Linked DNA regions of Homo sapiens: region 2 is linked to region 1. A link is a loop called in an ENCODE intact Hi-C map of the cell type or tissue named here. Cell type or tissue: GM12878. All regions are shown on one strand.

Region 1 (8,000 bases):
TGGTTGTTCCTACTTAGCTCACAAAAATCAATTCCAATACCACCACCTCCTGGAAGTCTTCGTTGCCCTTCCTGGGCAGAGTTACATGTTTTTTGCTCTTTTTTTTTCACAGTACTTACTGTAATTGCTGTAATTACTGTTCTAGAATCTGTCTCTCCTGTTTGTTTGAAGATGTAGAAGACAGGGAATATATTTTAGTTATCTTTGTTTTCCCAGTGCTTAACACAATGCCTAGTACATTGACAGTGCTTCGATGATGTTTATTGAATGCATGAATAAATTCATACACTAGGAATGTATTAATTTATTCATGTACTTTGGAATAGAAGTTTGACATTTAGCTCTTTAGTATGGGAGGAGAAATGTTCCTGACAATAAAATAATGTGAGAAATGAATAGGCATTGAGTTTTCCCCCATCCCCCACTCCACCCTCCCATCCCTCACCCCTACCCCCACTTCTGGGTACAGCCAGACCCATGGAATAGTAAGAGCTTTTACTTACAAGAAGAAGCAGGAAGTGACCCGTGACCCAGGGGTGAAAAGTCACGTTCACACCCAGTCTCTGGAGATTCACTAAACTAAGTCCTGTAAAAAATTTTGTTAGGGATAAAAACTAAGAAAAACACTGAATATTTACACAGTACATTTTTCCCTAGTTTAGGCTGAAGGTAAAAAAAAAAGTGAAAGGGGGAGTGGGGAGTCAAAATTAAATAAGCCAGCTGGTTTAACTTCTCTTTTTACGTATTTTCCATTGCAATCCTCTCTTAGTCATAAAGCCTTTCTCAACCACTTTATGCTTTTCATTTGGCTGAAATTTTTCAGCTTTTCCTACCTTAAAAAAAGGATTAAAGGTTGAGTAGGTTGTGACTTTATGTTCTCTTTCTCTTCTATCCCCCGCCCCCAAAACACACACGCACGCGCACACACACACACACACTCTTACTTTCACTCTCCAACTGTATTTATTAAAACCAGTTTCTGATAACAGCTACCCAGAAACAGGATCTCTGTTCTTTTTTGAGAAACAAAGCCCATCTTTCTCATGGTGAAAAAATATTCGATGTTCCTCCCCACTTCCCCCAGCTGCCAGTGTCACACTGGTTCCCCAGCCCACTTGCAGGCAGGGCTTCCTAAGAAGCAAGAGGAACAGCTGCTGAGCAACAATAGCTCCTAACGGAGCCAATACACAGACAAGGCCTAATGTTCCTGCACTTTTCCACCCCTGCTCCATCCTAAGAATGAGTGTTTTGATGCTGGACTGCGAGGGGAAAGAGGAGGAGGATAAGGGAGGCTCCTTTCTCACTTCGTCTTTTTCTGCCCTTAAAAATAAAAGAGAGGGGCTGGGTGCAGTAGCTCATGCCTGTAATCCCAGCACTATGGGAGGCTGAGGTGGGCAGATCGCTTGAGTGCAGGAGTTCAAGACCAGTCTGAACAACACACTGAAACCTCACCTCTACAAAAAACACAAAAATTAGCTGGGCATGGTGATGTGTGCTTGTAGTCCCAGCCAGTTGGGAGGCCGAGGTGGGAGGATCACTTGAGCTTGGGAGGCAGAGGTTGCAGTGAGCTGTGATTCTGCCACTGCACTCCAGCCCAGGTGACAGAGCAGGACTCTGTCTCAAAATAATAATAATAATAATAATAATAAAATAAAGAGGGAAGTATTATTGGGGAAATTTTGTTAGTAATTTCTTCCTGTCACAAACATCCACCAAAAAATTGCATGATGATGTGTGTACGTGTGTGTGTATGCGTGAGTGTGTGTTTAGCAATTCCATTTTAAGAGGAGTTGCTCACTAAAAGCAGCTTCTTCTTTCTTTTGGAGGCTGGGTGATTTGTTCAGCAGAGGAGACTCTCGCTGGAGTGGTTCCAGCAGGTCACTGGTCACTGCACTGGGACGAGCTGGCCAGTGAAGGGACTTTGGACCCTAGTAGCAGTTTGGCATTTCTAAGTGGGTAAAAAGAATTAACTTCATAAAAATCAATAGGAATCCACTCACTCTCTTCAGCCCTTAAACAGGGACCACCCAATAATGCCTTTCGCTGTTTGATATTGAGGGGTTCCTTTCTACAGATGCCTCTTGCCCAGGCTGGGCATGTTTAATCTGCATGGAGCTTAAAGGTAACCCTGGCCTGGTGGCTGCAGATTGCATTCTGGAAACTCCAGTTCCCAAATCTACTGCCTTACAAGCTTCCAACAGAACAGCTTGACGCGGTGGATCCTTTCTTTTTGAAAATGTTAGCGAATGAGAAGTAAATCAAAGCTTTGAGCCTTGCCCGTTAGGCTGCCCCTGTGTATGGAGCTCAAAGGGGATACTTCTCTCCCCCTCCCCATCAGTGACAAAAGGCTCTCTAATCCTGATTTCCTTACAAAAAAACACAAAGTGTAAAACCAGCCTAGGGACTGCAAATAAAATGAATACTGGAGGAGCAGCTGGCACATTAATGCCCCTGAAAGCACTAGCTGGCACCTCACCCTGAAACCAAATCGCCCTGTCTCCATGGGGGCTGGGGACAGATTTAGTTTTGTAACAACACAATGAAGTATATTTTTAACAAATAAACACAATCTTGGCAGAAGCATAGGCATCTTTAGCCAGTAAATACTTCGTGCACTTGTGCTCAACTTTCCATATCCCCTACATCCCCCAGCCATCGCCCCACAAATGAAATGAAAGCTGGGAAAAGAAGTAAACTATCACAAATTCATTAAATCAGAAAAGATGTCTGTGGCCTCACTTTACAACCAAATATTACCTCTCCTTCTGAGTGGCCACTGTCTAAACAACCCTCGGCAATTTTATTTGCATTTCCTGGCCTTGACTCTTGCTTAATAGCTGGTGCTGTTTGTATTTAATCACTATTTTCTGAACTCTGTCTCTTGTCCATTTCACCTTTTCTCAAAACAAGCCCAGCCTGCACTTCTGGGAAATTATAGTGCCAAATCTTCAAGGCAGGTTAAGTAAAGAGCCGAGCTTGGAAAAGCACAAATCGTTTTGGAATATCTGGGTGTCAATGTCCAGGATTCTTGGGGACCAATGACGAGCAAGATTCAGGAACACAGCCAGTTTTTCTTAGCATTTTGTCCAGGCCCATGCTGGGAATTCGCAGCTGCTGTGTGTCGGCTCAGGGGAGATTTATTGGGAAAGAGTGAGTTTTAGTTAATTCCAGCAGCTCGTGAAAGCCACATATGACTGTCACCCAAGGGTCCAGATTACTCTCTCCAAGGGAGAGATAACTGTGAGGGAGAAGTGAGAAGAGGATGCTGAACGCAGGAAAAACGAATGACGGAAGAGAAAGAACATTCATGTGGGATTCAGGCTGCAAACAGGGAAAATCCCAGAGAATGAACCCCTTCTCTTTTTCTGAATGCTACACCCCACTCCCTGTGGCTCCCAGCCTCTCATAATTGCAGTTTGGATTGGAGTGCTTCTCTTGGCTACTGAGTGTGATCACACTTAATTTCAAGTAGCAAAGTCCATTTCAACCCATATTTTCATACTGACAAGGTGAATCTGAGTAATAGCTGTATCGAGGCTGGTTTTGGAATGACTTGCCCTGTCGATGTGAGTATTTCTCTTAAAAAAGAGAATGTGTGTAATAGTTCAGAAATAACCTTTTGCTGTCCCTAGAATCACCTCAGGAATCCCGTGAAGAGCAGCTCTTTGAATTTGCTGGTCAGAAAAGATTATTGCCTCCAAATGTTGTCTCCTAGGTCTCGTTCACTTTATCTCTGTTTGGGTATTTCACCCCAGCATGTCCTAAGCTCTGTCAAAATCTCCAGCTTCTTTTCACTTTCCTGACACCTGGTTTAGAACCTAACTTAATTTTTTTTTTTTTTTGTCTTCCTTAGCTTCTGACTAAGGCTTTTTTGTGTTTCACTGGTTTTTAGATGTTTGAAACTGATTTCAGAGGTTTGGTTGTTCTTGAGTAATTTCAGAGACATGGTTCCTCATTGTATCAAGGGATGATTTTGCTCAATGAAGCCTGACTCTCAGAGGCGGAGGATGGCATAGCAGTTCCAGGTTTTGAGTTAGGACAGAAATAGGACAATGTCCAGGGGCACAGGGGAGCCATCTGCCTCCTTAGGCTCTTTACTTCTGTCTCATTACCTAGTTTTGTGTCCTGTGCACATTCCTGAGAGAGATGGGATGGACCACTGTTGGCTTAGATTGCTCAGGATCCACTCTCTGTATCTGGAAACACCTTTGAGGGAAGCACATGGCTGAAGGGAGGTGGGGTATAGCTGAACCAAATGGGAATTTGGTTAGGGAGGTCAAGATGGGGAATGGATGTTGGAAACAAGTAGCATCTGTAACACTGCTCTTTTGTGTCCTTCTTTAGAAACTTACAAACTCTCAATATTTTATTTTTTTTAATTAATTAATTTTTTTACTTTATTTTTTGAGACAGGATCTTACTCTGTCACTCAGGCTGGAATGCGGTGGTGCATTCACAGCTTGTTGTAGCCTTGACCTTCTGGACTCAAACAATCCTCCTGCCTTAGTCTCCCAAGTAGCTGGGACTATAGGCACATGCCACCATACCTGGCTAATTTTTTTTCATTTTTTGCAGAGTCAGGGTTTCACTATGTTGCCCAGGCTGGCCTTGAACTCCTGGGCTCAAGTGATCCTCCTGCCTCAGTCTCCCAAAGTGGTGGGATTCCACCACTCAGGATTTTAATTGCCTATTGCCTCTATGCAGATGAACCTCAAATCATTATTTTTGGCTAAGGCCCCTTCTGCTCTCTAGCTACACATTCACTTTCAATGTTGTTACCTCTAATCCAACTTATATGATTGATATTCATCTTCTTTCATCTTACTCACTTCACTCAAACTCGGTCCTTCTGCTGACTTCCCTATTCTGTTTATTGTAGCACCTTTTTTTTTTTTTTTGAGATGGAGTCTTGCACTGTCACCAGGCTGCAGTGCAATGGTGTGATCTCGGCTCACTGCAACCTCTGCCTCCCAGGTTCCTGCGATTCTCCTGCCTCAGCCTCCTGAGTAGCTGGGTTACAGGCACGTGCCACCACGCCCAGCTAATTTTTGTATTTTTAATAGAGATGGGTTTCACCATGTTGGCCAGGATGGTCTCAAACTCCTGACCTCGTGATCCACCCACCTCAGCCTCCCAATGTGCTGGGATTACAGGTATGAGACACTGCGCCTGGCCATATTGTAGCACCATTCTTATAATTATTTAGACTTACTCTTCATAACCTCACCTTCCGTATGCCTATATTAATCTAGTCACCAAACCCTAATGACTCGTTCCTGGAGGAATTACTCTCATTCCTCTCTTTCTTTCCATTTTTGTTGTCACCACTCAGTTTAGACTCCTATCATCATATGCCTGAGCTAGCTTCTTGATAGGCCCTTCTTCCTTTGGTCTCTTCCCTGGTAATTCACATTGATGTAAACAGACACCTCATAAATCTTCCCAACAAGACTGCAATCATGTCAACTCTTTGCTCAAAAATCTTTATTCCTATTATCTCAAGATTTAGTACAAACTCCTTAGCTTCATATTCAAAGTAACCTTCCTCAATCTGATTCCAACCTACCTTTGGAGTCAACCTACCCTCAGTGATTTCTCTCTCTACTACTACATGTGAACCCTTCACCAACCATAAAGTTCCACTCAGTCTCTCTAAACACATCCTTTAGAGAGTGAATACAAGTTTGATTTCACAGCTTGCCACCTGCTAGCTGTGCATCTTTAGGCATAGTAACTTGCCTTTAGAAGCTTCAAATTTTGTATCTAAAATGTGGTTTTTAGGTGAATCATAAATGTGATCACATGATAAAGAATGCATGGAACATAGTAGTTTCTCAATACAAGTTTATGATGGAACAATGAGTGGCAATTCTTGATATTAAGCCTTAAAAGACCCTCTCCAAGCTAAATATTTGAAAGTCTTGACCTACATCTGAAGCTTTATTTCTCTCCTCTCACTTTTTCTCCATGGACTCAGTAATATTAACTTGTTTCCCACTCCCTGGATAGTGCAAGCCCTGCCAAATATTCCATGCTCTTACATATATTTCTACTCTCTATGAGGTTCTTCTTTCTTTGTCTACCTAGGGAGCTCCACTCATCCTGTGAGATCCAGGTTGAAAGTCTTCTCTTCTCTAGTCTTGCCATTACTCTCATGGAATAAATGGATTCATTTCTCTTCTGGACTCTCGCATATGTGGATTTTTGAGCCCCTATCTATTTCCACTTGTGGCCTATGTGCCCACTCAACACCAGGGTACATCTCTTGCCTCTTTAATTCCCATGCACACAGTTTAGGAGCTGTTCAATAAATTACTATGTATTTGATTCAATTTCATTGTGTTTTGAGCATAAGGAAAATAAAATATCATTTCTGTACTTTAATTCTTCAATAGACTCCAGATGCTTTTCAAACCAAATCCAAGCTCTTAACCATGCTTTACAAGACCTGCAGAGTGTGGGCTGAATTCCTCTTCAGCCTCATCCTATAGCTCTCTGTCTTGCTCACTGTGCTCCAGACCTATTGGTCATCTTTCAGTTTTTTAAAGAATCCAAACTCATGCCTGCCTCAGAGGTTTTGCATGTGTTCCTCCCAGGAATACCTCATTCCCCAAGATTTTTATATTTCTGTTTTTTAAAAAATCCATCAGGACCATGTTCTCCTATAGCCCCCCTGCAATCCCCAACTGTCAACCAATCTATCCAGATTGGCAGCCCTAGCATCTTCATTACTCTATCACACACTCTCAGTTAATTGCTCTCAAAGAAGCCATCTCCAAAATTGTCTTGTCTCTGTGCTAATGTTCATCATTTGAATGTAAGTTTTTTAGAATAAAATCCAAACTTCATATCCTTCCTTGTCTTACAAGGTCTACCCTCTGCAGCCACATGTCTGATCACTCTTCCCTTTGCTCCTCACACAGTAGCGATACTAGCTTTTTTCTGCTTCTCAAACATGGTAGCTTCATTTCTACCCCAGGGTGTCACATTTACCATTTTCTCTCTTGGAAATCTCTGTCCACTGCTGTTTTCATGGCTGTCCATTCCTTCATTTACTTCTTAGCACAAATACCTTTTCTCAGGAAGCCCTGCTTCCCCTGACCTCTCAAAAAAGAAGCCTAATTCTATATCATGCCATTCTTTTTATTTTCTTGCTAAGACCTACCCTTATCTTAAATTATCTTCTTACTCATACTTGATCTGTATCAGTCACTTTGATATCTCCGATGTCTAAAACAATGCTGGTTTAGAGTAAATGTCTAAAAATATTGGTTGAACAAATAGAACAAATAAGCAAATATTCTTAGGCTGTTCACTACTTCATTATAAGTAATGAAAATGTTTATCTCTGTACCCATCAAGCATGTTAATGAATGCATTAGTTTTCTATTGCTTCATAACAAATTACCCTCAAAATTTAATGGCTAAAAATAACTTATCTCACTGTTTCTGTAGATAAAAAACCTGAACGTGGCTTCACTGGTGGTTTTGGCTCAAGATCTTTTATGAGGTTTCACTCATAAGATGTAGTCTGGGATAGATGTCTCATCCAAAGGTTCAGCCAGGATGGGAGATCCATTTCAAGCTCATTCACATGGTATTGGAAGTTCTCAGTCCATTGCCACATGGGCCTCTACACAATCTCACACCCTAGCAATGGCTTTCCTCAGGATGAAATGATCCAAGAGAGTGCATGTGCGAGTGCACCAATGGTGGGAGTCACAATTTTCTTTTCACCTAATATCAGAAGTGACATCCCATTGCTTCTGTGACAATCTATTGATTAGAAGTACATCGGTCAGTTCAGTCCATACTCAAGGCAGGAGGAGATTATCAAGGACATGAATACCAGTAGGCAGAAGTCCCTGGGGGCCATCTTAGAGGGTGCCTACCACAGTCAACGACTCTTGGTTGACAAAACTCTAACACAAATTACTTTTTTTAAAAAAACAGGAAATGTATTGGAAGAATACTGAAGCAGCTCATAAAATTGAAAAAAC
Region 2 (8,000 bases), 150 kb before region 1:
CTTCCACCATGATTGTAAGTTTCTTGAGGCATCCCCAGCCATGCAGAACTGAGAGTCAATGAAATCTCCTTTCTTTATAAATTACCCAGTCTCAGTTATTTCTTCATAGCAGCATGAGAATGGACTAATACCATAGGCATCAGTCAAAACATGCTCAGGGAACTCCTTTTATCTGCAGTCTGGCTCAGATGATAAGAATGATAGAATTGCTCTGTAGTTAGGATGTTGCTCCAAGCTGCCTGGGTTCAAATCCAGACTCAGCTCCATACTACCTGGAGAAATTCTGAACATAATATCGAACACTTTGTGCCTCTGTTTTCTCAGCTGTGAAACTGAACTCATAACAGTATTTGCTTCAAAGATTTGTTGCGGTTAAATGCATTCATGATTGTTGCACAGTAACTGCATGATTAATACTAACTATTCACATTGTGAAACTATCAACATCATACAAATTGTATAAATGTATTTATGTAATATAATTTTATTACATATACATATTTTATTATCATGTAAAAATATGCATTTATATGTTTATATATATGAGGTTGTAATGAAAATTTTTGTTAAATGATATTTTTATATCATACAAATATATTTTTAAAATCTTATGAGATATCCTTTTGGAAAAAAGGAATGATTTTTCTCTTTATTATGTTTTTGGTATAGATTGTACTAGTTTTTTTTTTTTTTTTTTTTTTGAGATGGAGTCTTGCTCTGTCTCCCAGGCTGGAGTGCAGTGGCGCGATCTCAGCTCACTGCAAGCTCCTCCTCCCAGGTTCACACCATTCTCCTGCCTCAGCCTCCCAAATAGCTGAGACTACAGGCGCCTGCCACCACACCTGGCTAAGTTTTTGTATTTTTAGTAGAGACGGGGTTTCACCATGTTAGCCAAGATGGTCTCAATCTCCTGACCTCGTGATCAACCCACCTCGGCCCTCAAAGTGCTGGGATTACAGGCGTGAGCCACCGCGCCCGGCCAGATTGTACTGGTTGAACCCAACCTGGGAATCTAATTTGATGCTTAGAGGAACTGGAAGGCTGACCACCTCTCTAAGCACCAAATGCTCATGGGGACTCTTTACTTTTATTTATTTATTTATTTAGAGATGGAGTCTTGCTCTGTTGCCCAGGCTGGAGTGCAGTGGCACAGTCTCGGCTCACTGCAACCTCTGCCTCCCAGGTTCAAGTGATTCTCCTGCCTCAGCCTCCCGAGTAGCTGGGACTATAGGCATGTGCCACCATGACCGGCTAATTTTTTTCTATTTTGAGTAGAGATGGGATTTCACCATGTTGGCCAGGCTGATCTCGAACTCCTGACCTCGTGATATGCCCGCCTCGGCCTCTCAAAGTGCTTGGATTATAGGAGTGAGCCACCGCACCTCGCCAGGCTCTTTATTTTTAATATTTTAGTGGAAAGAGTAGAGGGGAATGTTGGCAAGTGGAGAAATACCTAAGGAGAGAAATGGAGAGAAGGGGGTTGGCACGAGGATGGCAGGGTGTCTGCCTGTCCCTCTCATTGGGGAAGGGGCTGGCCTGAGGCCTGATGGGGAAAGTGCAGAGGGTTAGTGCCAGAGGCCAAGGAGGTGGCCATGAGAGACTGGCGGGTGGTGGTTGGGGATTGTGGCTTCTCTGTCGCAACCTCAGTGCACTGGGATTCCCTGGTCCTGGAGGGCAAGTCTCTGGGGAGCAGCAGCAGCCCCCCAGAGAGAGAAACCAGAGGGCAGAGCTTCACAGTCAAAGAATATGGGCACATGTGAGATACTCTCTGGGGACCCCAAAAAATAGTTAGGAGAGAACTTTAAGGATGTATCTTTTAACAGTAAGGCTGAAAGCTAAGAGTACTATGATTTGGGGAATTCAGGCTAAGAATATTCAGGAGGTTACCAAAAATCTAGTCTTTTCGATTTGGAAGTAGATGAAAGCAAAATCTGCTTATCTTAATTCTAAATTCTAAGATATACTTTGATTTAATGATTTTCTTTTTTTGGAGGAAGTTGGGAACTAGAAAGAATAAACCAAAACATACAAAACCAAAACATAGAAGTACATATTGATTTTAAATTATGCTTCAATATTAGAAACATCAAAATGTGAAAATGTATTTTCACAACCTTGAGAAAATAAATATGTTGTGAAATCCTGGAAAAATAATGTTTTATTGGGGCTGATTTTTTTTCCCATCCCAATTACCCAAAGGATATTTAATGGCTGGTGAGCTTAAAAATCTTGTTGCTTCTTGAAAGACAAAGGAAGGATTGAAGAATTGGAATGAACAAGTGTGATAATGACAATAATAAGGATTACCATATAGAATAATGATTACCTGCAAGACACCATGTCCAATGCTTCGTATATGTTATTTCCAATTCTTTCTATAATCTGAAGACCTGGGTGTTATTAGTCCTATTTTACAAATGAGGAAACTAAGGTTCAGGAAGTTAGTATGAATCTGCAAAAAGTCACAAAACTACTAGATGATGAAGATGAGACTGGAAATGTGCTCTGTTGGATTCTCCCAAAGTTTACACTTCAAAGGTAGCAAAAGATGCAATGTTAAGCCTCAAACCAAAGAGGGGCAAAGTGGAAAAGGGGAGTCCTAGAAAGTGACAAGGAAGGGCTGGCCTCACTGGGGCTTTGGAAAGGAGAGCACTGTTCTAATCTCAGCTCCATAATAACAGCAAAATCTTATTATGTGTCACAATCAAGGCTAAGCACTTTGCATGTATTGTCTTATTTAATTCTCACAACAGCCCTGAGAAATTATTACTATTCACATTGTACAGACAAGGAATCTGGGGCCCAGAGAAGGAATTATTCTGTTGCTAAGTTTATTAAAATTTTTTTTTTTAAATTGATACATAATATTTGTACATAGTAGACCGGGTGAGGTGGCTCACACCTGTAATCCCAGCACTTTGGGTGGCCAAGGCGGGTGGATCACCTGAGGTCAGGAGTTCGAGACCAGCCTGGCCAACCTGGTGAAACATCATCTCTACTAAAAATACAAAAATTAGCTGGGCATGGTGGCGGGCACCTATAATCCCAGCTACTGGGGAGGCTAAGGCAGGAGAATCGCTTGAACTTGGGAGGTGGAGGTTGCAGTGAGCCAAGATCATGCCATTGCACTTCAGCCTGGGTGACAAGAGTGAAACTGTCTCAAAAAATATATATTTGTACATATTTATAGGGTACAGGTGATATTATGTTATATGTATAAACAGGGTGTTCCAGCATAAGCAGGTACCCTCTACTCAGTCCTTGTTCCTACCTTTGCAAAACTCACTGTTCTACTGTTTTCCAGTGGCTTTCAAGACCAAATAAGTACATTTACAATGGTAATAGTGACATCAATGACTAAAGTTTTGGTCACTCTCAAAATTGAGAAAATGACCAAAAGGGGGGAGTTTTTAAAGTGAACTAAATATGACCTGAGAAGGACTCTGAACTTCTGTGTTTAAGTCCTTGTGGATGAACTGCAACCTAACGCAGTAGGTAGACAAGAGTGAGACCCTAACTTGGGAGTGTATGCCGGTAACAGTGGCTGGGTCTTGGCCAATCCCAGCAGCCGTGCCTCAGCCACTCATATGCTGTTGCGTGTTCAAACTGTGTTCAAATAAGGCAAATGCTGAGCTTTAACCAAGCCAGTTGTTTCTGTACCTCACTTCCAATTTCTGTACGTCACCTCCCTTTTTTTGTCTATAAATCTTCTTCTACCACGTGGCTGTGCTGAAGTCTCTCTGAATCTGCTGTGATTCTAGGGGCTGCCCGATTCATGAATTGTTCATTGCACAATTAAACTCCTTTAAATTTAATGTGGCTGATTTTTTTTAAACACGTGTAGAATGTGAAATGATCAGGGTATTTAGGGTATACATCATCTCGAATATTTGTCATTTCTATATGTTAGGAACATTTAAAATCCTGTCTTCTAGCTATTTTGAAATATACAATACATTATTGTTAACTATAGCCACCCTACTCTGCTGACAAACATTAGAACTCATTCCTTCTATCAGTTGGTAAGTTTAAACTCTGGTCAGCCTGACTCCAAGTCCTGTGTTCATAACCAGTCAATTACTTTATATCAAAAATGACCTACGTTTTCCTTGGCAAGTTAAGGCCTCTCTTTCATATCCTTTCCCAAACCTGGTTTCTCCTTCAGACCCTGTTCCAAACTCACCCCGGATGGTTTATGAGACGGATTTTGTCAGCCAGTTTTGTTTCTGAACTCACAATGAAGGAACCACAGGGTGGCAGTGTAACATTGCACAGTTCAAACAAGAGGGCATGAGACTGCATCATCCCAAGTGCACCAACCAGGTCAGACTCAACTCTTAGGCAGACAAACCACTGACCAACTGGCTTTAGTTCATCCTGTTGCAAACACACAGAACGCATTCCTCATGGGCTAATCTGAGGAGAATCGATCCCAGAGACCTCAGCTGAATGACAACGGTGGCCCTAATATCACAGGGAATGCAATACGTTTTTAAATATTTTGCATGCCGACCCTTCACTCTCCTCTCTCTATTTAGGCTTTATGAAATCTGTGTGTGAAAAGTACAGAAGTGGTGGAAAGAGCAAGGAAGATAAGGGGAAAGGAATAGAGAACGGCTTTGGCGTCAAAGGGCATAGACTGAAGGAGCTCCTCAGCCTGTTTCTGGTTGCATAATATTAACAACCACACCCCGCATCTCCAGACTCATTTCCTTATGCATGAAATGGGGAAAACAGTGTCGGCTTTGCAGTTGAGAATAGTAAATAAGGCAAAGGCATGCAGGATTTCTAGGTGCTTAATCATGGAAATTATGTGCTTTCTTCAGATGTTGCTTTCCTTAGCCTGGAGAAGTAGGATAGCTAAGAGAGAGAATAAGATTCATGTTAGAGAAGGAAGAGGACAACACAGCAAGGGTAGAAGTCAACACATAGTTTATGGACAAAGAGGATTCCTGTTGATCAAATAACATAAAAACCGTTTATGAAGCTGACAGAATGCAGGGAATCATCTCTGTATCTTTCTGCATCGTTTTTTAGTTTGTTGTTTAGTAGCAACAAGAAATAATCATGCTTTCCAAGGGAAGTGACAAGATATGCATATAGAAGTGTGTTTGGTTTCTAAAGGTTTTTAGGGATCAATTACGTTTTACAGATGTACCTTTCACAGATCATTCTTCGTATGTGTCTGTATTGTCTGAAAATAGCCCAGGATGAGCAGTCTATGTGCTCTGGTTGGAAACCTGGCTCTTATTTACTGGCTTTATGATTTAGGACCAATTCCCTAACCTCAGTTTGTTCATTTGGAAAATGAGGAAAATTATAGTAGCTCCTACTTTACAGGCTGATTATACAGGATACAAGGATTATATAGGATGATGTGTGTAAAGTGTCCAGCATACAGTAGGCTCTCAATAAATGCTGGAGCTTGTTAATAACCTTGCCCAGTTACAGTAACAATAGTGCTTTTCAACGGCCTGGAATTCAGTCACAGCTGGAAATCAGGTAATACTTGAAATTGCTTAAGGAACAATAAAGAGAACAAAAAGCTGTTTTTTTGCAGCTCTGTGTTGAAAGTTGACTCACATCCTTTCAGACCACTTGCAGCAGTGCCCAGATCTCTTCTCTGGGATCGTGGTGTCTCCATCAGGCCAAATTGACTCCCCTTTGCACTTACAATGCATTCTTGGGGACCAGTTGGGTGCCCATAGCTGCTTTGAACTAGAGACGCCAGCAAGGCAGTGGGGTCAGAAGTGTCCCCGGTTTCCACTGGTTCACAGAACAGAGGTCTCTAGGAGTCATGGCACTTCTTGACCATAATTTCAATCCCCTTACTTCCCATTCAGTGATGTTCCTATTTGAAATAAAATACTACTATGTTCTCCTCCCAACCATTTTTGGAGAATTGCACATTGTTACAGAAATACCCATATTGTCTAGGTCAGCGATTTTCAGTGTGGTCACTAGACGTACAGTATCAGCATCACCTGGGAACTTTTAGAAAAGCAGATCTCAGGCCCCACCTCAGACCTGCTGAAGAAAAGACTCTGAAATGGTGGCATCTAACCATTTGCCTCCTAACAAGCCTTCCATGTGAGATGCTTGCTCTAGTTTGAGGCTTTTTTTCCTCTAGCCTTAAAGACAGGTCATTACTGTACCATAGGTATACTTTGGTGTTTGTCTCCAAGAACTCAGTCATTGAGATCAGATTCATGATGTTGTTTTGAAGGTCTTATCCATACTTCATCATATTATGTCTGCATTTTGCCTGTCAAAAAACTAACAGGATTTGGAACCCTTCTTAAAACTGATCCAGCTCTCTTATTCTCTTATTCTGCCTGCATGTGTAAATATTTGACTTTTTTTCTCTATTACTCATTATTCCAAACCATGAGTTAAAAACAAACTGAATTAGCACTTAAAAAAATTAATGGTAACACATGTTATTTCATTCCTTTTTCTTTTTTTTTTCTCCTCTTATTAGAAAAAAAGCAATCTATCTTCATCTTTAATCCTAAGGCTGAAAATTGAGAACTGGTTGTGGATTTTTTTTGTGGGTATATGGCAATAGTAATGACTGCTTGGAGTATTATAGCATGAATAACACTAATGACAAAATTCATACATTTTTAAAATTTTTAATTGATGCAAAATTGTACATTTTTATGGGGTACAATGTAATGTTTTAATACATGTATGCATAGTGTAATGATCAAATCAGGGTAATTAGCAGATCTATCACCTCGAACATTTATCATGTCTTTGTGGTGGCAATGTTCAAAATCCTCTCTTGCAGCTATTTTTGGATATACGATATCTTTTTGTTGACTGTAGTCACCTGAGGTGCAATAGGACACCAGAACTTAAAATTCCTTCCCTGTTGTAACTTTATACCTGTTGACCAACCTCTCTCAAACCCTTCTTTTCCCCACCTTCCACAGTTTCTGATAACCACTGTTCTATTCACTACTTGTATGAGATCAACATTTTTATATTTCACATGTGAGTGAGAACATGCTGTATTTGTCTTTCTGTGTCCAGCTTATTTCACCAAATGCAGTGTCCTCCAGTTTCATCCATGTTGTTGCAAATGACAGGATTTTGTTCATTTTAAGGCTAGATAGCATTCCATTGTATGTGTGTGTGTGTGTTTGTGTATAATATGTGTGTATGTATTAGTACACTGTGTGTGTATATGTGTATAAGACATATTATACACAAAGAAATGATAAATGTTTGAGGTGATATTACACACATATTATATACACACATTATAAAAATACATACACACATATTATACACACACATATCAGGGCAATCTAGGACTTGTAGAATGACCTTGGAAGTATTCCCTCTTCTTTGATTTTCTAGAATAGTTTGAGAAGAGTTGGTATTTGTTACTCTTTAAATATCCAGTAGAATTCAACAATGAAGCCATCAGGTCCTAGTCTTTTCTTTGATGTAAGATTTCTTATTACTGGTTCAATTTCTTCACTCATTATTGGTCTGTTCAGATTTTCTATTTCTTCATAAGTCAATCTTGGTATGTTGTATATGTCAACGAATTTACCTATTTCTTTTAGGCTATCAAATTTGTTGGTATATATACTAGTTTATTATATTATTTCATGATCCTTTGTACTTCTATGTATTAATTGTTGTGTCTCCTTTTTCACTCTGATTTTATTTATTTGAGTCTTCTCTCTTTTTTTTCTTAGTCTAAGTAAAGGCTTTTAAATTCTATATTGTCAAAACACCACGATTTGTTTTGTTGATCTTTTGTATTACTTTTCTAGTCTCTATTTCTGCTCAGGTTTTTTCTTTTTTCTTCTTCAGAGATGGGGGTCTCACTCTGTTACCCAGGCGGGAGTGTAGCAGTGCAATCATAGCTCACTGTAGATTTTAACTCCTGGACTCAAGGGTTTTCTCCACCTCAGCTTCCCAAGTAGCTAGAATCTCAGGTGCACAGAACCATGCCTTGCTAAATTCTTTATTTTTGTAGA

What was found. Hi-C counts contacts between places; a loop is a spot of excess contacts. Peaks named below come from ENCODE experiments on the same cell type or tissue, not always from the same donor. Only the 100,000 strongest peaks of a DNase experiment are listed, where the experiment ranks them.
Region 2: a loop joins it to region 1, with 4 times the contacts of the local background. A loop is called at or near these places in 3 of 110 quality-filtered maps.

What each region holds. Positions count from the first base shown.
Region 1 is chr12:92,498,667-92,506,666 of GRCh38, reverse strand. It overlaps LOC105369904 (a long non-coding RNA gene), which reads right to left and starts at 1,029. Exons shown (of 4, transcript XR_945210.3): 1 at 504-1,029. RefSeq lists an enhancer at 3,590-3,839. In GM12878, CTCF peaks have their summits at 50 (motif pointing left) and 3,992; DNase peaks (open chromatin) are centred at 1,036, 3,546 and 3,966; H3K4me3 peaks cover 3,631 bases; H3K27ac peaks cover 6,317 bases.
Region 2 is chr12:92,646,401-92,654,400 of GRCh38, reverse strand. The region is part of intron 1 of LOC124902983 (a long non-coding RNA gene); the gene reads left to right. Among named protein-coding and RNA genes, the nearest start is that of PLEKHG7, 53 kb to the left of the region's middle. RefSeq lists an enhancer at 4,134-4,428. In GM12878, a CTCF peak has its summit at 4,264 (motif pointing right); a DNase peak (open chromatin) is centred at 4,260.